5 separate regions of the Homo sapiens genome follow, and regions 2, 3, 4 and 5 are each linked to region 1. The links are chromatin contacts, found by Hi-C or POLR2A ChIA-PET in ENCODE. All regions are on one chromosome and are shown on one strand. Each heading gives the region's core, a stretch centred on a gene start or an enhancer-like site at or near the end of the contact. The rest is flanking DNA. Distances are from core to core; before and after follow the strand shown.

Region 1 (5,043 bases), core at 1,668-4,167:
CCACAAGCCAAGGAGAGGGGCTTTGGAAGGAAGTAACCCAGCTGACACCTTGATCTCAGACTTCTGGCCTCTAGAATCAGCAAAAAAATAAGTGTCTTCTCTTTAAGCCACCTGGTCTTTAGTACTTTGTTATGGAGCAAATTAACACAACCCCTCAGGAGCCTCTGTCCACCTGGGGGAATCTGATCTGCCAGGCCAGCAGCTGCCCAGGAGGATATTTAGGCTCAGAAGGAGCACAGGCCTTGCTCAAGGATCTGGTGCCCACTGGTGGCAGACCTGGCACTGGAATCCCCCCACCCCACCCCCTGCCCCAGCTCAGGTACCTTCCTCAACCCCACCCCCTACTGGTCCCCTTGTGACCACATGGGCTGCAGTGAGATGAAGCTACACCACACTGATTGTCACTTGCTGGGCTCACCATGTGTGGACTGGCCGGCCATACTACTGGGGAAACTGAGGCAGGGGGCGCCCCACAGCTAGGACATTGGATTCGGATCCAGGCCTGTCTGGTATGGGATGCCATCTCCTTCCACCTTGCCATGTGCTATATAAACAATCGCTCTGGCCACCTGAAATCAACAGGCAACAAAAGTAAGGCAACTGCATGGCCTCGATCCACACCTGGGTCATCCTGGAGGTGCCCTGTGTCAGGAACTGAAGACATGGACACAGCCCAAAGGAACAGGGAGCCTGCAGCACACGAGGGTTAGACAGGCTGCCCTGGGCTCTAAGCCTTCGGCCCATTTGGGCAGCTGGAGACTGGACCAGATGATGCTCAGCCACTCCTACCAGTGCTGAGCTCTGGAATAATGCCAGCGGGTGTGGGGAGGGCCACAGGGGACCTGCCCTTGTTGCCCTTGTTGATGATGGAAGCTCCTGTCCTGCCAGACATACACAGTGGCCGGACGTTAGAGCCCACATGCCAGGAACAAGGGACCATGCTGTCTGCTCTCCCCCACTGTGTGGGTGGAATGCCTGCTGTGCGCATCATCGGCTGGGGACAGGGCTGGGCAGGGGCGACAGGTGGCCCGGAGAGCACACATTGCCAGTTCCAAAGGGCTGGATTGATTCAGAGGGTCTGAGCTGAGCTGGCCACCCAGCAATGACCATCCCAAACTACCGAGGGCCTCCCAGGTGTGGGGCTCTTCATGTTGTACCTTGTCCCCTCCAGGCAACCAATGCTACTGCTCTTACAGGTCAGGAAGCCAAGCTCTGGAAGGTGCCACCTATGCCTAAGACCACCAGGCAGTCACCATGGTTCAAACCCCAGTCTCTGCCCCCAACTGCCCCAGTGCCCCCACACCCCTTCTCGTCAGATGCAGAGGAGAGATGCCAGCACTGCTTCTGAGGCTCTCCCTGATGACAGGGGGGACCACAGGTATCAATTATGGCCACAAGAAGCATAAAATTACTCTGTGTGCACCCAGCCATTATCCCCACCTGCCATTAGATAAATGTGTCTGGAGGTTCTGCCAAGTCTCAGGGTGCCCTGCTCCCCAGCCACTCCCAGATAACTAGGTTGGCCATTTCAGAAATCCTCTTCCAAAGGGTTCTGCCTCTGACCTCCCCAACCGCCTGCCATTGCTCTCAGCTACTCCCAAAGGCTCCCGGCAACGCCGTCCCTCCTTCCTTGGATTGGAGGGGGAGGGAGACAATCTCCCCAGGGAGGGGAGTCCCTGGCCCTTAGCCCCCGCCCCCTTCTAGGCCTACAGCCCACAGGAAGCTCTTACTAAATTCACATTCTCTCCCCAGTCCGATCTCCCTCAGGGGAAGCGGCTGTCCCCATTGGTTTCTGCACCATGGCCAAGGGCCATACTGCAGTCCCTGGCGCGACAGGCTTAGAGGAAAGAGCACAAGAGTCAGTGAGCCCGGGGTTCGAATCCCCGCCCCCCCTTCCTGAGCCAAGCAAGTGACTCAAGCCTGGTGCGCCTCGGGTCACACCCTGAAAAATGGGGTGACAGCCCTTCCCTGCCGGGAATGCAACGACAAGCCCTCAGCCCGGTGCGGGCCCCAGGAGGCTCTCAGATCCGGGCATCCTCAGGCCGCCTCCAGGGCTCACCGCCAAGGGCTCCAGTTCTAGGTCTCAGTTTCCCCAACAGCACAAGGCGCGGCTGGGCTCCAGCGCTGTGGGATTTTTCCAGCCCCGCACAGAGGCTGTCAGATCCCGGAGGGTGGGTGCGGCGGGAAAGGCAGGGGTGCGACGCGCAGGGGCGAGGGGCTGGAGACGCGCAGAGATCGGGTCGGGGCCGGGTCTGACACATGCGGGCTCCGGGTCCCCAGATCTGCTGCGGAGAGTCCTGGGCGCCGAGGGTCGGCCTGACGCCCCCAACCCAGGCGCTGCCAGAGCGGCGCAAGGGCGGCGCCCCCAGCTGCAAAGCCCCGCCTATCATCTCACCTCTGCGTGCCTAGGTCTGCTGGGGCCCCGGCCCTTCGCCCGGACCCCAGGCCCCCGCGCGGACCCTGACCGCTTTCTGCAGCCTGGAACAACCCGGACCCCCGTGAGAAGCAAAGAAGGGGCGCCTTCCAGACATCCTGGCGCAGCCACGCCGGCCGGCGCGCTGGGAAAGGATCCCCGGCCCGCGCCACTGAGCTACGCGCTCCGGGCGCAGGGCAGAGGGCTGCGCTCTGGCCCCTCGGGGCTGCAAAATCCTGGAGCAAAAGTTGGGTGGAGCCGCTGGGTGATTTTCCCCGGCGTTGCAGGTGCAGCCTCCGAATGCCACCCAGCCCTTGCGGCGCCGCGAGCCAGCGCGGGGACCCGTTGGTCCCTCGGTCCCCAGCACCCACCTGCACTCATCTCAGCAGCCGCTCGGAGTCGGGGCGGCCCGGCGCTGCGACAGCCAGACCCTCGGGCCCGCAGGTGCCGCGCCCGCGCTATCCTCCGCCCGCCCGCCGGCTCCGCGCCCGCTCCTTGCGCACACGCCAGGCAGCGCCGCCGCAGCCCCACGGCGCGCAGGCCACGCCCGTGCCACGCCCACTCTCACGCCCCTCCTGGCGGCCCCGCCCCGCGCCCCCGCTGCCGCCCGGGAGCACCCTGGGAAGTGTAGGCACCTCGACGCCACCGCTCCGCCTGGCTCCCCAGCTGCGGGGCGATCGGACTACAAGTCCCAGCACGCTTCGCGGCCAGCGCAGGCGCAGACGGGCGACGGCGGCTGAGGCCTTTCGCAATCGTTCTTAGATCTCTGCAGAGCTGTCGCCACGGCCTGAGGGGCGACGTGGGGACTGCCGCTCACGGAATCCGGGAGTCGCTAGGAGAGCGGCGCAGGGAAAAGCGAGCTTGGTGCAGCTCTTCTTGAGTAGTCGAGCTACAAGGCGCCTGAAGACCTTCTGGGCCAACTCTTCTTTACCAGTTTACAGAGAGGGAAACTGAGGCGGGGGCGGTGCTCGGGCAGGATTAGCCCGCATCCGTCGGCGAGGCTTGCACTGGTGGGGATTCGTGCGCAGGTTTCCTGCCTCCGGGCTTGGGCTGTCCGCGCCTCGCCACCCACCCCAGGCTCCCGTCGCTCCTCGCCGGCTGGCGCCCAGCTGGGGGGTGCACCGGGAGAGGTGGCGCGGCTCACTTCGGCGCAGTCCCCGGCCCCAGCCTCCACGGTGACCGGCTACCCTGTGACATCAGGCGCCCAGCACAGGGCCTGGACGCGGGTGCAGGAGAGGGAGTCAGGGAACGGGGAGGAGCAGGGGTCCCCACTGTGTGCCTGGTGCGACAAAAGGCGAGCTGCAGAGAGGTCGGGAGGAGCCGGCAAACACAAGGATGCCCACCAGGCGCGGAGGGCCTGGGCTGGAGGAGCATTTAGGATGCAGAATCGCGGGAACCTGGCATGGAGAGAGAGGCCAAGGACTTTTGGCTTGGGCCAGGGCTGTTTGGAGATGCTTTCAACAAGTGGAAGAAGATTGGGCACAGAAAATGTAGACTGAATGGAACACTGAGGCAGGAGCAGGTACTCCTCCCCCTCCCTCAGCAGCAGCCATCTCCCCCAAGAGGGGCCAGGATGGGAGGCCAGGAGTACAGTGGCTCAGTGGGGGAGCTGAAGTCCTGGGGAACCAGCCAAGCCCCACACACCCTAGAAATCCAGGAGGCCCAGCTAGGTGATTCTGCCCGCAGCCGCAGGGTTCCCATGCCAGTCCACTGGGATCTTGTGCCATGTAATTGAGGGGGCGCCAGATCTAAGGATCAGTGAACTAATGTGTGCCATGACCCAGTGTGAGTTGAGATCAATAAATGTCTTTGCTTTGCTATTATTATTCTCTGTGGCTAACATAGGGCCTGGCACAGAGCAGGCAGTCTGCAAATATCTGTTGAATAAACGGAGAGAAGGATAGAGGGGAGGGGAGAGTGCTGGCACCTGGCACTCCTGGATCATAGCCTGAGAGGTAGGCCAGGCACCCACCTGCCGTAGGTACACCCTGCTGCCACTTGCCCTCTAAGGAGCTCTCGGTCAGGCTCCCCCGCAGCCTCTGTTTCCTCCCTCTGTTTCCAAAGGCTCCTGAGAACCTCCCAGGGGTGCCATGATTTCCCCCACACAGCCTGGTGAGGACGGCAGGGAGCCCTCACACCTCTCTGCCAAGACCCTGTGAGCCAGAGGGTGGATGTGGGTGCCCCATTCCAGACTGGTTCCAGAGCCCAGGACAAGGGGCTGGGGAGCCTTAACAGTTCTCAACCTGGAAGGGCCTCGGGGCCATGTGGTTCCAACATCTTCTTTCACAAGGGCAGAAACCAAGGCCCAAAGACATACTGCCTCAAGTCACCCAGCAAGTTAGTGACAGGGTGGGGCTTGAGCCAGGTCTTTTCTTTCCTTCCTGCTCCGTGTCTGCTGAACTGGGACTTCAGCGAATCTGCTGGTTGAATTGAATCGATTGAAACAGACTTGGTTCTCTGTCCATGGTACTACAGGCCAGGTGTGACCTCAGGCAACTTGCTTGCCCTCTGTGTGCCTCAGTTTCTATATCCTTCAACTCACAGTGCATACATACCCCTTAGGATTCTCAAACACCTTCAGTGTGCTGGGCTTTCTAGTCCTAGTGAAGAAGATAGACAAGAAATCATTT
Region 2 (5,043 bases), core at 1,471-3,970, 1.9 Mb before region 1:
ATGGCTTTATTTATTTTATCTCATCTTATGTTTACTATTATTAAGCTTATTGTTCTTGCTATTATTTACTTTCCCCCTTAATTTTGCTTCCTTACTCTCCCTCCACCCCTCCCCCAACTTCTACCTAGTAATTCAGGAGTTCTACTCTGCTTCTTTCCCGTGAGTTGCTACTTTCCAATTCCTGAGAGTCATAATTCAACCAATCTTTCCCTGATAATGTATTAAAAGTAAATGGTAATGAAGCCCCCTCCCCACCACCAATAAGGCTTTCCTTCCCCAGCTGAGAGTCATAATTAAACCAATCTTTCCCTGCTAATGTATTAAAAGTAAATGGTAATGAAGCACCCCTCCCAACCACCAATAAGGCTTTCCTTCCCCACTCACCAAATCAGATCCTTTTACTTCCTCCTTCTCCCCTCAACCAAATGTGATCTTAAAATATTCTGACTTCTCTGTGATAAGATTCTATTTTTTTTTTTAGTTCCAGGCTAATACAACTTTCTCTTGAAGCATGTAGCTTATGTTTTAAGAATCCTTATGTGGCACTGCTAGTACAAAATCACAGGCACATGTGGATTATCCATACTGTATATTTTGCAAGGGTCATTGCTTAACACCACTTCCTGTTCTGAGCGTTTGCTCTATCTTGAAATCTCTACTGTGATTGAACTGTCTCGGTGACGGGGGAACTCTGAATATCTTCCTCTGAAAGGGGACATCACTGAGGTCCTTTCTCTGTCTTGCCACAGTGGATATTTTCTCTCTTTTGTCCACATAGATGAATCCTGTAGTAGCCATGGTAAGGATCCTTGATCCTATCATCAGAGTCCCTGGACATTGCTCCAAAGTCCCCTAGGAACCACTTCAACTTTTCTCCCCTTAGATGTGACCTGTTCTTTCTGGAACTCTGCAAGACCGTCTCTTTATCCTTGGCATCTGGGATTTCCAGGGACACGTTCTCCTGGCACTTTGCTCACCTCTGTTTCCCCTCCAGCTCTTCCTGGAGTACCTGTCCTTTGTGCAATACACCTCCTGGAACTGTCTTTCCAGTCTCTGCTTTTTGTCCTGATGATTTTCATGTGCTTTTCCTCTACATCATGAAGCATTTACTCCACATTATCTTCCAGTTTGCTCATTTGTCCTCACCTCCACTCTTCTCTTTCTGAATTTGCCTGTTGCTTTTTCAGTCTCTTAGCTCCGTGGAGTATGTTCAGTGTTGCTGTGTTCTGATAGAGGCTCCTTAAGCCATCTTGTAGATTTTTTGTTGCACTTCCTCTCTTCCCTTAGACCTCCACAGGAGGAACTTTTCAATCTGTCCTCTTCTCTCTGCTTAATGAGCCCCTGCAAAGGGTTTGGGAAGTGCTTCAGCCTCTCTGTGATTGTGTGTTCACATTAATATTTATTATTTTCTTAAATGTGCATAAATCTCACAATGTGAACAGTGATCATCTTTGAGTGATTTTTTTTCTCCTTTCTACTTTTAGTAATTCTCCAAATTTTCTACAGTTAGTGTGTGATAAGGTGGAAAGACATCTTCAAGACTTTGGGCAAATAACTATGTCTGAGCCTCAATTTTCACATCAATAAAAAATGGGCTCAGTGCCACCTCCCTCCTTGGGTCACTAGGGGGGCCCTTGAAAGCTGTGAAAGCCCCTAAGCCAACCTGGACAGAGCAGGCGAGGCTGACGGCAGGTGTTCTTCCTTCCTCTGTGAGCCTCACAGGGTCACACGTGAACATTGGGGATCGGGGGTGGGCAGTGGGGGCAGCTGGAGAATCAAATGAGGTGACTGACATGAACTACGCCGCTTTGACAAAAGTCCTCCGAAGTAGTGTGTTCAGAACTCATCTCCAAAGCCATCTGGAATATTTGCTCCCAACATGTTGGTAAGCATTATCTCTGACAGTCACTCCGAGCCCCAGTTTCTGCTGTGATAACTAGGACAGGTAGCTCAGGTTGGTTGTGGGGACCAGAGACAGAGCAGGCAGGGTCTCACGTTCCCCAGGGCCTCTCAAGGATAGACCCTCGCCCTCATCTCCAAACCACGCCTCCCAGACAGGAACCAAACTCCCAGAGTCTCCAAACTGCCTGAGCCTTGCCCACTCCCTGGGCTAACACACACTTTAAAGGAATCCCACAGTCACCGTGTGAAAAGCTTGCTACACTGCATTTGATTCTGGGCACTGAAAGCAGTACTTGGCTGCAGACACTCGTTTCAAACAGGCCCCATTTTTCCATCTCTGCTGCTGTTATTAGGGGAGCCCTTAGACTCTCTTGCAGCGCCGGAATAGGCGCTCAAGACGTGTGTTAATATTGCAACAGCAAATATAATGAATCTGCAGTTGGGGACGCTGAGGCCGGAGTGGTGGATGAAAGGTGGCCGGAGCCTTTTCCACGGGTCCAAACCACCTGTTACAGGAGAAGGCGAGCGGCCTCGCTAAGCAACTGGACGTTCCGCGGGCGGGGCGGGGGCGGGGCCGGGGCCCGAGTCCGCTCGGAAACTTTCGCTGTGGGCGAGCCGGACCCGCCTTCTGGCCCCTCGGGCCCAACCACGCAGGGGGAGTGCCGGGCCGCAGCTAGGCGAGGCGCACCGTGATTGGCGGAGATGTGGAGTGATTGGCGGCTACACCGGCCACTCAGCAGGCCGAGCTGGCGCCGCATCCGGGGGGCCGCGTCTGGAGTGGAGGGAGGCCGAAGGCCCCGCCCCTGCCCCGCCCCCTCGTGCAGAAGGCCGCGCTAGCCGGCTCTTCAGCAGCGAGTGCAGATTGCTCCCCCGCGGCCGCAGATCTCCCGTTTGCGCCGCGTTCAGCTGCTCCCGAACAACTTTTCTGCCGGCCCAGAGGCCCCAGGGCGTCGCAGCGCCGCGTGCGGCCCACTCACGGGCCGGTGAGTACTTCGGCGCTGGGGCAGTGGCGCGGTGGCTGTGGGCAGCGCGCAGGAGGCGGGCAAGAGCCCTGAGGCACTGTCCTCTTCGGGCCTCAGTTTCCCCTTCCGAGCTGATGGGTGGCTGGCCCCAAAGTCCCGACAAGGTCCCCGAAGTTGGAGGGCCGGGGGTCCCGCCCGCTCTGCAACGCGCAAGGCGACCCCTGTTCCGGGCCCGAACGGGTCACCCGGGGGGCGCGCCCCGGTCCCCCGCGCGCTGTCGCCTGGAGCCCCGCCGCGGGCGGGACAGCAGGCCCGAGAGGCGGAGCGGCCGGCGGGCAGGCCCCCTCCCCGCGCCCCGCGCCATCCCCCCCGAGTTGCCCCGTCATGCCCCTCCCCCGCGGTCCCGGGACCCACGGCCGCCCTCGGTGCCCGCCCGGCCGTTGGAACGCGCCTGGGCCCCCGGGAGGTGTTGTGGGGGGGAAGGGGGGTTCAGTCCCCCAGGGGGACCCGGCCCGCCCGAGGGGCAGCTTAGGGGTCATTCTGAATCCCCACAGCCCACTTAGGAGCGCTGTGGCAGTTCCTCTCTCTCTCGGGGCCCCTCAGTAGAGAGTTGAGGGGTTTCAGTGGCAGCACCTGGACCCTGCCTCGTATGAACTCCACCCTCTGGATCATTAGCTTTTTGTTTGATCAACGAAAACTTTCTGGAGAATCCTACCCAGCCCTTTTGGATGTGATGGCGCCCTGGCCTCTCACCCACTTAGCAGATGATGTTATGAATTCCAAGGAAGTCGCATTTGTGCAACCCCCCACCACCCAGATTTAACCCTCTCAGTAGCCTTAGGCGGAGAAGTTATAGTCCCCGTTTGACACCCCAGGAAGCTGAGGCTCAGCAGGGTTTGGTGCCAGCCCAGGACCACGAAGCTGATGGGGCAGAGCCTGGTGTGAGGCCTCTGCCCTATCTCTCCAGAAGCAGCCCCGTCTCTCCTCACCTTGGACAGTGACCCCTGGCATTTGGCCCAGGGCTTTGCAGTTTGTAAAGGGCTTTCTCTTATGCCAGCATCCATCACTCAAGGAGCTGTGCCCTGGGTACCCCATGTGCTGGCTGCCTGTTCTCTGCAGCAGGAGAGGGAGCCCACGGGAAGCCCAGAGGCCACCTTTGTCACTGTCGCCACCTGTTTACTTCTGTGTCCAAGGGTCTGTGATTCCCATGGGGTCTCCGTTGTATCCAACCAGGGATTTGGAGGGAGGCTTCTCCACATTTCAGCCTCTTTTCCCTACCTGCTGGTTTGTCCTCCCTTCGCAGACACAGGAAAAGTTGGCTGGGAGACCCCATCTCACCTTCTTTCCCAGGATGGAAGAGCATGGAGGGCGTCTCTGACTTAGGCCTCCCCTGCCCATCCCGGACCAGTGCTGGACAGGCTTCTGGGGCTGGTCACAGAGGGGACCTCAGCTCAGTCTCAACCCCCAGAGATGTCTGCACTGCCAGACAGACCCGAAACACCCATCCTTGACGGTGGCAATAAGAATCATAATAGGTCGGGAGCTTTATGCCTACACGGCTCCCCTCCCCTCCCACTTCCCTACTTCCGGAAGTGGTACCACCACAGCCAGCCAGCCCCAGCCACAAACCAGACCACCCCCTGTGCCCTTCATTCCTCACTCCCAGTTGGGTCTCTCCTGGCTCCTGAGCCTCACTCGGATGCCTGCCCTGGTTCAGGACCCTCGCCTCTCCCTGGACGACCCCCAGGCTCCTCCCTGGTCCCGATCCGGGCCTGGCTGCACGCAGCCCTGCTGGTTCTTCAGCTGCCACTTCCCTCTGGGCTATCGGGTCAGGTCCGCCTCCCGAGCCAGGAGCCGGCATTCTTTCGGGCCCTCAGGGACCCGCCTCGCTGCTCACTCAGCCTCTCCCTCCTGTGTCCTCTCTCCAGCAGTCACCTCCCAGCCACCTGCGTGTTCCTGGCCACAAGCCTGGCTCACTGTCCCTCTGCTGCCTCCTCTTCTGGGCACAACCCCTGCTGGAATGCCCAGCCACCTCCCAGCTTGCCTGGCTCCTGCCTGCTTGTCCAGAAGGCTCAGTCAAGTCCTCCTGCAGGATTTCTGGCCTGCCTCTTCCCACAGTGGAGTGAGGGCCCCCTTCTGTGCCGTCTTTGTGGGTGTCTGTTTAGGTGTTAACCCTTCC
Region 3 (5,043 bases), core at 1,466-3,965, 1.6 Mb before region 1:
AATGTCAAGATCATATTGTAAATCAAAAATAAAATTATAAGCCCCAGCTGAGAGAATGGACCCCCTGTCGGCCAAGGGGACCCCAAAGAAACCCAAAAAACTAGTTCAGGCCATGATGGGAAGTGGGAGGTCACACATGCCTCATCATAGCCTCCTCCCTTTAAGTTTCGGCACAGCTGACCAGCATTAACATTAACATAGAGATCCTCCTAAGACTGACAGAACACTTTTGTAGCAATCAGATACCCGATTCTAACATGACTCTGGTATAGCAACACACGACAGAGAGCAGGCCCTAAAGGAAATCAAAGTATTTTACCCCAAAATAAATTTTCTTTGACATATTTTGAAATGGACTTGCAAAGTCATCTCTTGTGGGGGAAACTTGCATTCTGTAGAGAATCTCCTTACTTACTAGCTCTTTTCCAGAGAGTCTGATACCTTTTAAGGTCCCCAGAGACATGCACATCTATTCTCTCTGAAGCCTGCTAACTGGAGGCTTCATCTATGTAACAAGAACCTTAGCTTCCACATCCCCATTGTCTTAACTCAAGCATTTCTTTCTGCCGACTCCAACTCTTCAGGTAAAGCTTAACTCTTTTAACCAATTGCCAATCAGGAAATCTTTGAATCCTCCTCTGACCTGGAAGCACCACCCACCCACTTCAAGATGTCCCACCTTTCTGGGCCAAACCAATGTATACTTTACATATATTGATTCATGTCTTTGCCTGTAACTTCTGTCCCCATAAAATGTATAAAGCTATAGCCCAACCACCTTGGGCACCTGTTCTCAGGACCTCCTGAGGCTGTGTCACAGGCCATGGTCACTCCTATTTGGCTTAGAATAAACGTTCTGAGATATTTTAGAGTGTGGCTTTTCTCGTCAACCAAATTCTACAAAGAGCTTGGGGGGTGGGTAATGTTGTGGAGCCCATCTTTGGCAGATACAGTCTGCCAAAGATTGTGACACTGCCTTATCGATAAACTCAGTGGCTTAACACAATTAAAGCTTATTTCTCCCTCTTGTCACAGCTCTTTGGGTTCCTCATGGTTCCATGTGGTTCTTCAGAGCCTCCATTGGTGGCTCTAACCTCCCTGAGGTCCTCGGAGTGCCCTCCACTGGAGCAGTGGGTGAGTAAGAGAGCAGGGCTCACCCACAGGAGGTTGTTAGGGGCCAGCCTGGAAGAGGAGCACAGTGCCCGCCCCCACCCATCCCATTGACTAGCACTTAGCCACGTGGCCGCACCTGGTTGCAGAGGCTGGAGAGTGGAGCCCAGCTGTGAGCCTGGCCGGTCATGGGGACATGTGTTAGTGAGTACTGTCCACGTCAGGCTCAGACCATCTGACCTGAGGCTATGGGGATGCAGGGGTCCCCAGGGGGTGGACAGGACAGAAGGAGGAGGGAGACCTGCTTGGAGAACCTGTTCTCAGTTTCCATTTGTTACATAATGGACAAGAGGACCAGCACTTTTGCTCAGAGCTGCAGCTCTGGTTCCGCTAGGAAATGCCAGGCAGGGGCACAGCCAAGTGGTTCTCAGACAGTAAACCCCAAGCCACAGACCCTTGCTTTCTTGGGCAGGGAGTAGTGGACAGGGCTGACTCCAGGCAACAGTCCCAAACAGGCTGCACCAATGTGACCGCACCTCCCCTGAGTGCAGGCAAGGGGTGCTGTGCTCACGCTCTCAGCCTGGGTGCATCCTTACTTTGTTCACAGCTCCTCTATCGGACCCATTTCACTGAGGCTCAGCGAGGTTACCTATGTCGCCCCAGGTCACCATCCAGTAACCCAGAAAGCTTCTCTTGGCTCCTCCACTAACTGCGTGATCTTGGACAAGTCAGTTACTGTCTCTGAAAGCCAGTTCTCCTCCTTAAAATGGAGACAGTTGAGCCAGGCATGCTGGTTTATGCCTGTAATCCCAGCACTTTGAGAGGCGGAGGCAGGAGGATCGCTTGAGCTCAGGAGTTTGGGACCAGCCTGGGCAACATAGTGAGGCCCCCATCTCTATAAATTTTTTTTTTAATTAGCTGGGTGTGGCAGTGTGCCCCTGTGGTCCCAGCTACTCAGGAGGCTGAGGTGGGAGGATCACTTGGGCCCGGGAGGTCAAGGCTGCAGTGAGCCCTGATCGCGCCACTGCACTCCGGCCTGGGAGACAGAGTGAGATCCTGTCCAAAAAAAAAAAAAGGAGACAGTCCCATAACAAGCCCCCCATGGCGCCGCCCAGATGGGGTTTCGACGCCAGGGAGAGGAGGGAAAGGGTTATCAGGGAAGGTTCCTGGTGGCAGAGCTCACAGGGTCCGTGCTGAGCCGAATTTTGCACGGTAGCCTCAGAGTCCCGGAGCCGAGTCCAGAGGGCGGGATGCAGGTATTGCGAAGAGGCACACGCTCCGAGAGGAACCACCAGAGCGTGGGCTTTGGGCGAGGAGGGGTCTCCTCTGGTTGGGGGAGATCTGGCAGGCTTGGGGGAGATGGGGCTGAAAGGATGGACAGGGAGGGAAGGCCAGAAAGCTGGAGACGGGGATGGAGAGCTAAACCGCAAAGAGCAGGCGCCCTGCCCCGCTGAGGGCCCCGCGCCTCCAGCTCCTCCTTCCCGAGCTTCCCGGGGTCGGCGTCCAGCCGGCAACCAATGGGCCCCGCCCCCGCCCGCAGCCAATGGGCCGCGTCCCCGCCCGCGCGGCCGCCCCGCCCCTCGCGGACCCGGAAGTGGGCCTGGCACCTTCCCGGCCTGCCGCAGGGATGGGGCAGCTGTGCTGGCTGCCGCTGCTGGCACCGCTCCTGTTGCTGCGACCGCCAGGGGTCCAGTCCGCCGGCCCCATCCGGGCCTTCGTGGTGCCCCACAGCCACATGGACGTGGGCTGGGTCTACACTGTGCAGGTAGGTGCCGACCACGCCCCGCGCGCCCCTGAGGCTGCAGCTTCCCTCTCCCCGCGGGATCTGAGTGTGGGTTTGCGTCCCGGGGCCCGATGCCGGCGCAGAAGGAGGCTCAGTGGGTTCAGGACCCCACGCTGCCATTGACTGGTTGCGTCGCTAACTTCGGGCCAGTCACTTCCTGCCTCTGAACCCCCATTTCCCCTTCTGGAGGGTGGTGCAGATTGGAGGGACCCCTGCATTCCCGGCTGGGGAGGGGCTTGGGGGTTGACAGTGGTAACCCATTTTCCAGGGAAGCCTGGAGCAGGAGAGGGTGGGGCTGGCTTCAGAGCAGGTGGATGTCAGGTGCCCGCTGGGAAGGGGCCGGGCTGGTCCCCTGCGGGGCTGAATATTGGAGGCCAGCTCAGCGTCCTCCGCCCCCCAGGACAGGGGTGAAGGTGGACCTGTGGTCACCTCCTGGTTCTGCTCAGGACCTTGGGCGAGGGGCTTTGGTCCCTAAGCCTCAGTTTCCCCATCTGTAAAGGGTAGGGGAAGCATGCCCACTACAGCCAGTTTCCAGAGGAGAAAACCGAGGCCCAGAGAGGGTTGCTGCCTTGCCCAAGGTCGCTCGGGAATAACCCTCATGCCTCCTGACTCCCTGCTCGGTGCTCCTTCCATTCATGTAAGCACTCTGTGGGCACCCTGTGTGCAGGGCCCTCGGGACTCGGATGGGAACACACTACAGCTGTGGTCCTTGGAGCTCCCAGCCTTGGGGAGGCAGACGCCTAGACGCCAGGGACAGCCTGGGGAGCTCTTCCTCTCAGCACCAGCTTTCCTCATTTCAGCCCCAGCAGGCCCCTTTGGGGTCACTGGACCACACCCCGACTGAGGCCTAAGACTTTCCTGTGCTGCCCCTCAATGGCACACTCAGGGCCCAGCCCCCCAAATTGCACACTCAAGGCCCAGCTTGCTCACCCCTCTGAGAAACTGTCCCTGACCCCTGGGCTGGGAGGGCACCTGTCTCTGCCCATGTAGGGTGTCTGTTTCCCCGTCCCTCTCCCCCAGGAGAGCACGATCCCATCCAGTGGGGAGAGCCTGGTATGGAGCGAGTGCCTAATAGCTGTGTGGGGGGTGAGCAGCAGGGAAGGAAGGGCAGAGCCCCCAACCCCATGCAGACACACCTGGCGAATGGCAGGGGCCCCAGGGACACTTGGTCTTGTTGGACCGGGGCTGGCATGATGCTGTCCCCTCCCCAGGAAAGCATGCGGGCGTACGCCGCCAATGTCTACACCTCAGTGGTGGAAGAGCTGGCCCGCGGCCAGCAGCGCCGGTTCATCGCTGTGGAGCAGGAGTTTTTCCGGCTGTGGTGGGATGGCGTCGCCTCGGACCAGCAGAAATACCAGGTAATGAGGTCACCAGGTGACACAGTTGGCCCAGTATCCTGGCAAAGACCCAGGTGGAAAACTCAATGGGGCAGTTCTAGCCAGGGCCAGGGCCAGGCTGGCATAAACCACAGGGCCAAAACCCCACCGGGCTATTCACAGCCTTGTTTAGATCAAGGTTCACGGTGAGTTCCATGCCTGGGAGAGATTGCTTTCAATTTAATCCTGAATTTCTGTCTATTCTTGAAAAAACTGCCAGCTCTGGCAACCCAGCTGTGCACTTCCGTGCCAGCTGGCACTAAGTCAGCAGTGCCCCCTGACACCAGGCATCCCAGGTGTCCCCAAGCCCTCACCCTCTTCTCTCATTTGTGTTATCTGCCTGGCCCCCGGGCCCAGGGTCTGGTGACCCTTGATGAGGGTGCGATAGTCCCTGTGGTTTGAGGGTAGGCAGCAGGTTGCTTCATACAGCATGGAGAGTCAGAGTCCCCGCTGCACAGTGAGGCAGCCTGGGTCCCATCCTGCTCCCGCACCAGGGGACACGACTAGCCCCTGCGAGCCACAGATTCCACTTCTATTAAACGGGGGTGACCGCCCCATTGCAGAAAAGTCATGCCAAGAATGAAGCCCTGGCGTGAGCACCCAGGACGATACTCGGGGGTTCTTAGTTTCCTCCCAGGTATCCACCTGCCTTCAGAATAGTTGCTGAACATAAAGTTCAGGGACGCCAAGTGACTTGCTCAAGGGAGTGAAGCGGAGAAGGGAGAGCAGGGCGTCCACCAGGCCCCGCCAGAGTCACGGGAAGGAGCCGGACAT
Region 4 (5,043 bases), core at 795-3,294, 1.5 Mb after region 1:
ACCTGAAGTCAGGAATTTGAGACCAGCCTGGCCAACATGTTAAAACACTGTCTCTACTAAAAATACAAAAATGGCCCGGCATGGTGGCTCACGCCTGTAATCCCAGCTACTCGGGAGGCTGAGGCAGGAGAATCACTTGAACCCAGGAGGTGGAGGTTGCAGTGAGCCGAGATCGTGCCATTGCACTCCAGCCTGGGCAACAAGAGAGCGAAACTCCGTCTCACAAAAAAAAAAAAAAAAAAGGTTTCTTCTGTGTGCATGGCTCAGCTCTGTGGTCCGCTAGCGTCCTTCCTCAATCCGCTTCCAATCTATGGAATCAGGAAAGACTGAACCAACCTAGATTTATTAATATTTTAGTATAACATAATACAGTGTTACTTACTATGGCATTGACCGTATATACCCTTTTGCTCCTTGGAAGAAAGGCAATTAATAGCTATTATGTGAGTTAGTAAAATAAGCCCAGGATTTATGAGTGTAACTAACCTGTTCCCATTGGTTTTCCTTGTCTCCTACAGGCAGAGAGCTGATCAAAACAGCAAAAGCAAAGCAGTGCCCCTGGCCCAGTTCTGAAGCCAACCTTCCTTAACCACGCAGACCCATCCCTGGTTAGGACTTGCTGTGGATTCTCAGGTGACTCCATCTCAGGATACAGGGACTGAGAGGGTATATGCAATATCTCAGACCCAGAAACCGTTGATTCTGTCTAAAAGCACAGCAATAACCACATCCCACCCTCTTGATTTAAATGAAAGTGTTTGGGAGAATAAAAGATGAACCTTTTTTTTCTTTGTCAGATCTTGCGCTCATTTGGTTCTGGTGGGGAACAACAGCTATGAGAGAACAAGTGTATTCAATTAGAATTAATTCCCCTCTCTTATTCTCATAGCTGAGCAGGGCTCAAGTGCCTCTCATCTGAAAGAGGTAATAAGATTTAATCTGTCTCCTCATCTACCTTCTGCAAGTATACTCAACAAATTAGCTCTCTGGACTCTTCCAAATGGAGTTTTATGAGGCATTTGCTAAGGTAAACGTTTTAGACTTTGAACACAGTTCAGATTTCAGGGGCAGTACTGAAATATGAACTGTGTTGCTAACTGCCCTGCCTTTCAACTCAAGACACAATAACTTTGAACTAAAATAATTATATTTTTGTTGTTTTCCACTCTGTCCCCAAGTCTATATCACCACCACCGCTAATCCCACCCCGCAGGAGCTAACTCCTCCTTCCTGTCCCTGCAAGATCAAAACTCCTCCTGGAAGCCCCGCTAGCTCTGTCTGCTCACCTTCATGGCAGATATCGCTATTGTACTTTTATATTCATTTGTATCATAAGTACTTCAATGTCCACTTCTTCCACGAGCCCCTGAGACCCTGGAGGGTCTGGACCACACCTAGTTTTTCTCACTGTTACATCTGCCTTGCCAGGCGCATGGTAGGCGCTTAGTAAGTATTTGGTGAACGAATGGCTTGTTTGGTGACAGTCCAAAGGCTGGAGGACAGAGGGAAAGCTCCCTCCTGTCGGGCCCCAGACGGGTGGCGCTGATGGAGAGGCGGCTGGGATAAGGCCTCCAGGACCGAAGCGCGCACCCATAAGGCCCCTGCCAAAAAGACCTTCCTGAAGGCGGAGGAACTGCGAGAGTGTCTACTTTGGCCCAAGGCCTGACTCGACGATCCCAGGGACCCTTGCCCTAACCGGCCCCGCCTCCCGGGCCCCAAACCCGTACTCGGCCCCGCCCAAAGCTCCGGCTCCTAGGGCCCGCCCCTGGCCCCGCCTCGGCCGACCATGGCCTTGCTCCTGGGCCTGCCTCAAACCCTCCGCAGGTAACGCCTCCCGAACGTGAGCCACACTCCGATTCCCTCCTCAAACCCCTCCCCGTTTCCCACACCCTGGACCCCTCGCTCCGTCTCGGCCCCGCCCCAAGCCCAGCTCCGTCTCGGCCCCTGAGCCCAGCCCCGACCCACCTCCCAGTCCCTGGGTTCCTCCCGACACCGGCGCCTCCCTAAGCTCCGCCTCCCAGGGCCCGAGCAGCGCCTGGCCATACCCCCATGGCCCGCCTCCTGAGCGTAGCCCGCAGCCCAGACTCGGACCCGCCTCCCGGACCCTGGGCCCCTCCCCACGTCGGCCCTCCCTAAGCTCTGCCTCCCAGAGTCCGAGCACCGCCTGGTCATGTGCTACGACATAGTCAACGCCCCGCCCCGGCCCCGCCTCCTGAGCCCTTCTCTGTGCTATTGTTTTCTTCTTAATAAAATGGGGGATATAATGATAGCTACCTCTTAGGGTTGTTGTCAGAGTTGAGTACAAAAGCCTGTGGATCAGTGCCTGGCTCATGGTAAATGCATGTCGGTGTTAGCTACTGTTTTTATTCGGTCTGAAAATGTTTAATAAATGCCTTTCGTGAGCCCGGCACCATGGATCAGCAGTACCCATGACAGATGAGGCTCTGCTTGCATGGGAGAGCCAGAGAACAAACAAATAAATGAATAAACAAGAAAAGACCAGATGAGAGTAGCTTTAAAGCCAATAAAACAGGGAAATGGTGAATGGAGTAACTGGGGAGAAGAGTCACCAAAGTCGGGGAATCAGGGAAGCCTTCCCCAAAGAGGTGGCATTTGAACTGGGGCCTGAGTGGTGAAGCAGCTAGCCATGGGAAGGGCTTGGGGAACAGGATATGCAAAGTCCCTGTGGTGGAAACAAGCCAGCTGTGGTTGAGGAACAACAGCAAGGCAGCCAGTGTGGCTGGAGTGGAGTGAGCAGGGTGGGCAAGAGGTGAGGGAGAACAGGCCAGAGAGAGGGATTAGGACCAGGTCTTGTAGGGCCTTTTACGGCATGGAAGGAGCTCTGAAGCAATGAAGTGCCTTGCCCCGTGTCACATACCAGCCGAGACAGTCTGCCTAACTCGGGAGCCAAAGCTCGCTGCTGGGCTTGAGGCCCCTGTAAGAGGACAATGTAACCCAGGCTGGTATGGGCACATTCTGCATTTCCACTTAAACTCAGATGGCAAGCCCATCAAACCTTGGTGCCATGGCTGCCCTGGTAATTCCTGGCTGACCAGTGCAACCAGGGAGCTGGCCCATGACCTGGGTGGCAGCTAAGTAGCCAAGACTAATGTGGCCAAGAGTCAGTCTTCTAGCCTTCTTCCTGTGACTCATCCAGGTGCACCTGCAACATTTGAAGGTCAGGCTTTCAGCTGCTGTGGCTTCCACTTCCAACTGGCTCCACGTCCCCAAGGAGAGATCACATAGCGCTTTGCCAACACATTCTATTGCACGTTTAATGTTCCTGTGAATGCACCCTTGAGATTTCTCTCTCTTCCCTCCACATAGAGCTTAGAAGCAAAGTTAAGAGACTCATCAGATTCTGAGCTTCTGTGGGATATTTTGCAGAAGGTAAGAGTCCCAGAGTCCCTGGGACTCATGACCCTGCCTCCTGAATCTCTCCGGAAGACCTGAGAGAAGAACCACAGATGTGCTTGTACCCTTTAAAAACACCCCTGTTCAAAGAACAAAAACATTGAGTCAGCACTGCAGGTGGGTGTCAGCACCTCCGATAGCTCCAGCACTTTTGTTTTCTATCTAAGACTTAGACAAAGACATCAGTATATACAAAAATCTGCATAAGAGGGGGGAATCTAGGGAATGTTTTTTAAACCATCCACAGCAGAAACAGAGATGACAGGTGCAAAACAGCTTCTAGCATTTGGTAGATGCTCAGAGAGTTTCTTTTTTCATTTATGAGGCCTGTCCTGTCCACTCCTGTCTATTCTAGACCTAAATGGGCCCTTGCTTTGCCCAGGGTGGGGTTTGCACTCAAGTGCATCTGCATGAAGGTGAGAGGCAGGATCACCACCCGGCCCAGCCACAGCCTGACCTTGGCCTTGAGGGCCAAGTGCAGATCACCCTGCATCCTGGGTCTTCACCTTCAAAGGGCCATGAGCCCTTCAGAAAAGACAAAGCAACAGACTCCCTCCCAGAAAGAAGTGCACCAGAAGAATACGTTTTCCATACAAACTCAGGGGAGGCAGACATCCTCCACCCCCACCCACCCAGCCCATCCTAGGAGCCCCAGTGAAGAATTCCTGTGCTAGAGGTGAACCAAGATTATCCACGTGGAAAAGATGCAGCCACAGCAGGGAAGACTTTCAGGGCAATACAGTAGGACAGGGCTTCAAGCAGGGAGATACCTGAAGTTATCTTGCACCCTACTCTGAGTTTCACCCTGAGCCTCACTCTCGTAGGTGGTGAAGCATGAAATGTAGGGAGAGCTGCTTTAAAATCCAGCAAAAGGCTGGATGCACTGGCTCACACCTGTAATCTCAGGACTTTGGGAAGCTGAGGTGGACGGAACACCTAAGGTCAGGAGTTCAAGACCGGCCTAGCCAACATAGCAAAAACCCATCTCTACTAAAAATACAAAAAATAGCTGGGCGTGGTGGTGCACGCCTATAGTCCCAGTTACTCGGGAGGCTGAGGCAGGAGAATTGCTTGAACCTGGGAGGTGGAGGCTGCAGTGAGCCAAGATCGGGCCACTGCACTCCAGCCTGGGCAACAGAGCGAGACTCTGTGTCAGAATAAATGAAAAACCAGCACCAGCCTGAAGAGCCTGTATATTGCGTGGGGTACTTTGCTGCCCTTGGGCAGAATCTGCATCCCTCCCAGCCAGCAGGCACTGCGGACCGTCTCCTCCCTCTCCCTCCAGGCTCTTGTTTTCCCACCGTCCCCCCTCCTGCTGCACAATTCCCTCTGCCCTCATTTCCAAGTGCCAGGCTGTGGCCACCTCAGAGCTTGCACCGGCTGTTCCCACTGCCTGGAACTTGCTCGTCCTGCACTTGGCTTCTCTTGGCTTTAGTTGGAGTGTCACCTCCCCTCCATCCTGTCCCCAGGGACACATGCTCCAAGAGAGCAGTTGCCGAGTGGGCCTTCCTGCCTCTTCCATAGAGCCAGACAGTTGGCGACTGTCCTTACTGCAAACCCTGGTTCACACTGGCTCCCCTGGGAGGGAGGTGGTTTGGGCCCACATGCCCTGTGTTCCTGCTCAGAATG
Region 5 (5,043 bases), core at 1,226-3,725, 1.4 Mb before region 1:
TGATAGTTCAGTCCTGCACCTACAAACTGGCAGGCTCCGTGCTGGGCTCTGGGCATATGAAAATAAGCACCACAGGCAAAATGCCTGCTCTTGTGAGATACAGGTCTTGAGTGAGGAGGCTGAGATGAATGAGGAAACAAACATACAAACGAGATGATCTCAGATACTGATAAGAGCTGTGAATAAAGAAACAAAATATAGCAGTGGCATCATGACTGGGAAGGTTGGCTACTCCAAACTGGGCATCTAGATGTCTCTGGGCAGGTGACATCGTAGCAGGGCCTTTAACAAGAAGGAACCAGCCACGCAGAGGTCTGGGGAGGGAGTTCCTCACAGAAATCAGCAGATGCAAAGGCCCTAAGGTTGGAGTCAGCTGAGACTCCTAGGATTTTTATCAAAATAATTTGGAGGACAGGAGGCTATTTTGTTAAGAAAACAAAGTAAACAAGACACTTTCTTTCCCTAATCTGTCATCTTTCCCCACCAGCTCCAAATCCTATTAATACAAGATAATTCCTACTTAAAAACCTCTTCTTCCAAGAAGTCTTCAGGTTCTACTAGTTCATGGTAGAACTAGTATAAAAACTGGTCTGTGGCAAAGTAATAAAAAAAAAGGTCAATAAACTCTGTGTGTGTGTGTGTGTGTGTGTGTGTCACTATACAGGTGCCAACCGTGTTTCCTTTCTTCAGAACTGAGATATACTGTTATTACTTTTCAAAAAATTTTGCTGTTAATACTCTTTTGTAAAATATGATGTAGATGACAGATATGTCACCAATGTAGCAAAAATCAAAAGCTGACCATCCTTTGCAAATCCCCCATACTTTGGTCTGTGAAATCCTGGAGCCTGGAGGCACCTGTGAACTAGGCTCTGAAGCTCTGCTACTCTCCCCTCCTCTACTCCCAAGTGGCCCTGGATTTCCCATACCCTTTCCATTCTCGACACTGTTTTTAGAGTTTGAGTTCCAGGAGCACAGGGACTGTGCGTTCCCGGCACTGAGCCAGGTCCACAACAAGCACTCAGAAGAAACTGACTGAATGAACGTGTGATTTATGACGATATACATTCACCTGAGCGAATGCTCAGAGAATACAATTAGAAGCAAACTGGTTAAGGGAGACAGTAGTGTAAAGGAAACGAAACCCCATATTTCAGAGCCAGGAGCCTGGGTTCACATTCTGTCTCCTGCAAGAGGTGGTTTAGCAAGGTCAGAAGGCCCTGTCCACTCGGTAGCAGCCAGGCTTGGGTGAAATCACTTTCTTTCAGCCTCAGCTTCCTCACCAGTTAAATGCGGATGACAAAGATTTGTCCCACGATTTTTGTAAAGAACAAAAAGATATGTTCGCAGAAAAAACACTCTGTAGATAGTACGTAAGCGACAGTTCCTCGGTTTGTCCTTCCATGGATGCATGGAGCATCTAGCCAACTCAGCAGATGACCCCTCTCCAGTGTTTCAGCATCTGCTTCTCCCACAAGCCCGTGAGCTGGTGCAGGAAATTCTCCAACAGGTTCTGAACAGAAAAGCATAGTGCCTGGCACCTAGTGGGTGCTGCATAAATGAACAAATGACCCCAGGTAAGTCACTCCTCCCATTGGACCTCTTTCTTCTAAGTAATCTCCCTTCCTTTTCCAGGTCCATGATACTTATTTGCTTTTTTAGAACAGGCCTAGGAGTCACATTTAGGGAAGGTAGGTGGCTGTGAAGACACTTTGATTAAAAGGTTAATGCACATTTTTGGTTTCCACTTTCGAAGCTTCCAGAATTTATTTTTGCCTAGTTAATAAAAAAAGAGCCATGTCACATTTCTTTAGCTTGTCTTCTGGGTTCCTTAACAACAACAACAAAAAATTAAAGTCTTTATTTTAAGCCGCCTACTCCAGCCATCCCAGGACGCGGCGAGGAGGGGGCGCGGACAGGTGGCGCGCGAGCCCGGGAAGGCGGGGGCTGCACCGGGCCGCGGGCGGGGCCGTGCACGCCGAGCCCCACTTCCCCAGCGCGGGCCGGGGGCGGGGCGCGGCGGCAGAGTTCGGGGGCTTCTGCCGAGGGCAGTCCCACGTGCCCCTCCGCGGGAGACGTCTCCTCTCCGACGCCCAGCACGCTGGGGGGCTCCCGCTTCCTGCCTGCCCTCTCTACTGCTTGCCCTCTCACCTCCCAGCGGCTTCCGCCGCCCCGGCCAAGCTGCACGGCGCGTCCCGGGCCCTAGACCCCCACCCGCCAGGCACCAGCCCCGGCCTGTCCCCTCGCGCCGTCAGCCCGCGGCCCACCGCCCGCGCGCGCCCGCAGCCCAGCCGGAGGGAGGGGCAGGGGCGGGGACCGGCCGGCGCTGATGTAATCCCGGCACCCGGGCGGAAGGATATGGAGCGCGCCCCTGGTTGGCGGGGCGCTGAGGCCAGTTGCCGGGTAACGGAGCGGAGCGGCTCCCGGCGCGCCGCCTCCCGCCCTCCGCGGAGTGGCGCTGGGGCCGCCGCCGCCGCTTTACGTAAGGCGCAGGCCAGGGCCGCCCGGCGCTCGGCAGCCGCCCGCAGCCCCTCGGAGCCAGAGGAGAGGCGCCCCCGCCGGCCGCCGCGCCGCCCGGCAGCCTCGGCAGGTACTGCGGGCAGGCGGCGGGGAGGGAGGGCGCGGAGCAGCCCCTCGGCCGGGTGGGCGCGGGCCGGGGAGGCCGGACGCTCGCCGCCGTGGGGCTCCGGGGCCAGCCCGAGGGAGGCCGGGCCGCAGCCGAAGGCTTCGGGGTCAGCCCAAGGGAGACAGGGCCGCCGCCGTGGGCTCTGGGGCCAGCCTAAGGGAGGCCGAGCCGCCGCCGAGGGCTCCGGGGCCAGCCTGAGGGAGACCGGGCCGCCGCCGGGGGCTCCGGGGCCAGCCTGAGGGAGGCCGGGCCGCCGCTGATGGCTCCGGGGCCAGCCTAAGGGAGACCGGGCCGCTGTTGATGGCTCCGGGGCCAGCCGAGGGAGGCCTGACCGGCCCCGATCCTGGTGGTGCCCGGGCGTGCGGGTGAGCTGTGGGCCCTGGGACCCCCGCCCCGACCCCAGGACGCCGGGACACCAGCTTGCGGCTCTTGCGCCCGGGTGGGCTGTGGACGATGAGTCCGCACAATGGGTTGCCGTTGGCTGCCTCCTGCCTGGGGCAGGTGTCGCCGCGCCGGGGCGGCTCTTCTAGGGGAGACGAGGCGGGGGTGCTTAGACTTGATAGGACGTAGAGCCCCGAAAGTGGGCGCGGGAGGAAGGCTTCGGCCGGTGGGAGGCGCCCGGCGTCCCCGGCAGCGGGGTCAGGCCGGCAGCCTGGGCCGCTCGCTCGCGTTCCCTCCGTTCCCCTCCCCTCCAGCATTGTCCTTTTGGGGCCCCGGGAAGGGAAAACCGCCGGGCGGGGGAGGAGGGCCGCAGGCGGGCGGGGCCGGGAGGCCGGCTGAGCGACTGGCGCGCCGGCCTATGGCGCGGGGCGCGGCGCGGGGGGCGGGCCTGGCGGGCGGGGCCGGTGCGGCGCAAGGTTTGGCGAAGGTTACAGCTGGAGCTAGGAGTGACAGGCCCACAGTCATCCGTGCGCTGCGCGGCAAACCCTGTCGCGAGGGCGCCCCGAGTTGCTGCGGGGCCTGATCCGGCTCCTTTCCAACAATACGCGTCTGCAGCCGGCATTTCTAGAGCTCTCTGCTTCTTCCCGCTGGAGAAACCAGTGTGTGTCGTGTTGGAATGCTTCGTCTTGCCCTAGAATTCAGCTTGCGTCTTGTGGTGCGCAGGTGACAGGACCTGCCGAACTCTTGGTACAGACCCCTAAATCATGGCAGAACTGTCTTGATTTCTTTTTTGCCACCTTTCCGTTTTTGTCCTCTATAGGCAAGCTATAAAGATTTAACCCAGTTAAAAACAGGAGGGAGATTCAGCGGAGAGGAGGCATGCGAGATTCTTTGGAAAAAATTATATAAATGTAGTTCTTGCTAATAATTACCTGGGTTGGATACTTTGACTTACTGTTCAAGTTCCTAAGAAGGGATTTTACATTTCTGGGTCTTGTTTTAAAAACTGTTAGAAAGCTCGTGAGGGGGTAGGGACAAGCAGTTTTGGTAATAGGCGATGCTGTGGATAAAACTGTGCGGTAAAATGCCCAAGCTAGATTCTTCCTATGCAAAATAAGACCCGTTCCAGAACACTTTGACCATTTCGTGGACTTAGAATTTAAAGGCGGGTGAGGGCGGGGGGGGAGGAGGAGCGGATTCTATCACTCTGCATCCTCAAGGTCAAATATTCTTCCATCAGTTATTTTGGATTGAACCATTCTTAAATAGGTCTCAGGATCTCTATGTCGCTTCCTTATGACAGAACCTATTTCCGAGAGTGTGCCTTTGCATATCTATAGAAGCTCCTTTCACTTAATATATCTTATAACTCAGATTCAATTGCTGTACTTGCTAAATAATGCATTTTTAATCATTCAAAAAGTGGTTTACAGCTTCCTTGGGTATAATGGTTTTTATGTAAGCCCGTTACATCAGTGAAATGCCAGTTTTTAAACATTGAAGGGAAGGGAGAATATTATTCTTATTTATTTCCATAGGAAGTAGAATTCAAAGTGCAGGTGCTTTTTTGTTTGCTTTGGAGAAAAAGTATAGGTCTTTAACATGACGTTAACAGAAGTCAAATCTAAGGATAATTAGCTTGTTATGCAAGTTGCAAACATTTAAGAAGATCAGATGAATTTTTTTTTTTTTTTTTTTTGAGACGGAGTCTCGCTCTGCCGCCCAGGCTGGAGTCCGCGATCTCGGCTCACTCACTGCAACCTCCGCCCGCCGGGTACAAGCGAGTCTCCTGCCTCAACCTCCCGAGTAGCTGGGACTACAGGTGCATGCCACCACCCCCGGCTAATTTTTTGCATTTTTAGTAGAGATGGGGCTTCACCGTGTTAGCCAGGATGGTCTTTCTCTCCTGACCTCGTGATCCGCCTGCCTCAGCCTCCCAAAGTGCTGGGATTACAGGCGTGAGCCACCGCGCCTGGCTGATTAGATGGATTTTTAACACTTCCAGTGGTAATATAGGGTAATGTAGCTAGCCTACT

The links. Hi-C counts contacts between places; a loop is a spot of excess contacts on that map. ChIA-PET counts read pairs that join two places held with the same protein, here RNA polymerase II (POLR2A). Pooled maps may share reads with other maps.
Region 2: a loop to region 1 is called in a map of CD4-positive, alpha-beta T cell, with 7 times the contacts of the local background. The contact joins the promoter of WFS1 here to the promoter of ABLIM2 in region 1. A Hi-C loop is called at or near these places in 2 of 168 maps with a recorded cell type or tissue (CD4-positive, alpha-beta T cell and breast epithelium), 1 of 37 single-sample maps with no recorded cell type and 14 of 50 pooled maps.
Region 3: a pooled map shows a loop between it and region 1 (17-fold over the local background). The contact joins the promoter of MAN2B2 here to the promoter of ABLIM2 in region 1. A Hi-C loop is called at or near these places in 1 of 37 single-sample maps with no recorded cell type and 9 of 50 pooled maps. POLR2A ChIA-PET finds 5 or more read pairs at or near these places in 2 of 52 experiments (activated B cell and activated CD4-positive, alpha-beta T cell).
Region 4: a map of naive thymus-derived CD4-positive, alpha-beta T cell shows a loop between it and region 1 (22-fold over the local background). The contact joins the enhancer-like site here to the promoter of ABLIM2 in region 1. A Hi-C loop is called at or near these places in 1 of 168 maps with a recorded cell type or tissue (naive thymus-derived CD4-positive, alpha-beta T cell) and 7 of 50 pooled maps. POLR2A ChIA-PET finds 5 or more read pairs at or near these places in 1 of 52 experiments (activated CD4-positive, alpha-beta T cell).
Region 5: a map of ascending aorta shows a loop between it and region 1 (7-fold over the local background). The contact joins the promoter of KIAA0232 here to the promoter of ABLIM2 in region 1. A Hi-C loop is called at or near these places in 4 of 168 maps with a recorded cell type or tissue (CD8-positive, alpha-beta T cell, ascending aorta and naive thymus-derived CD4-positive, alpha-beta T cell) and 12 of 50 pooled maps.

Annotation. Positions count from the first base shown.
Region 1 is chr4:8,155,896-8,160,938 of GRCh38, forward strand. ABLIM2 (actin binding LIM protein family member 2) reads right to left here and starts at 2,918. Exons shown (of 21, transcript NM_001130083.2): 1 at 2,785-2,918. The coding sequence starts at 2,794. RefSeq lists silencers at 2,635-3,124, 3,465-3,524.
Region 2 is chr4:6,267,130-6,272,172 of GRCh38, forward strand. WFS1 (wolframin ER transmembrane glycoprotein) reads left to right here and starts at 2,721. Exons shown (of 8, transcript NM_006005.3): 1 at 2,721-2,885. RefSeq lists a silencer at 2,699-2,808.
Region 3 is chr4:6,572,474-6,577,516 of GRCh38, forward strand. It overlaps MAN2B2 (mannosidase alpha class 2B member 2), which reads left to right and starts at 2,716. Exons shown (of 19, transcript NM_015274.3): 1 at 2,716-2,875; 2 at 4,105-4,251. The coding sequence starts at 2,738. LOC105374365 (a long non-coding RNA gene) reads left to right here. Exons shown (of 3, transcript XR_925098.3): 2 at 1,036-1,134; 3 at 1,718-1,865. RefSeq lists enhancers at 912-1,680, 1,681-2,448, 2,449-3,217 and a silencer at 2,506-2,965.
Region 4 is chr4:9,689,772-9,694,814 of GRCh38, forward strand. LOC124900660 (a long non-coding RNA gene) reads left to right here. Exons shown (of 5, transcript XR_007058019.1): 5 at 519-783. It also overlaps the pseudogene FAM86MP. Among named protein-coding and RNA genes, the nearest start is that of DRD5, 89 kb to the right of the region's middle. RefSeq lists silencers at 1,770-1,849, 1,910-1,959, 1,970-2,119 and enhancers at 2,427-2,937, 2,938-3,447. Within about 2 kb of position 2,045, at least 31 of the 41 ENCODE cell types and tissues checked have a DNase peak (open chromatin) inside an H3K27ac peak, as active enhancers do.
Region 5 is chr4:6,780,252-6,785,294 of GRCh38, forward strand. KIAA0232 reads left to right here and starts at 2,476. Exons shown (of 10, transcript NM_014743.3): 1 at 2,476-2,590. RefSeq lists silencers at 1,856-2,735, 2,796-3,565.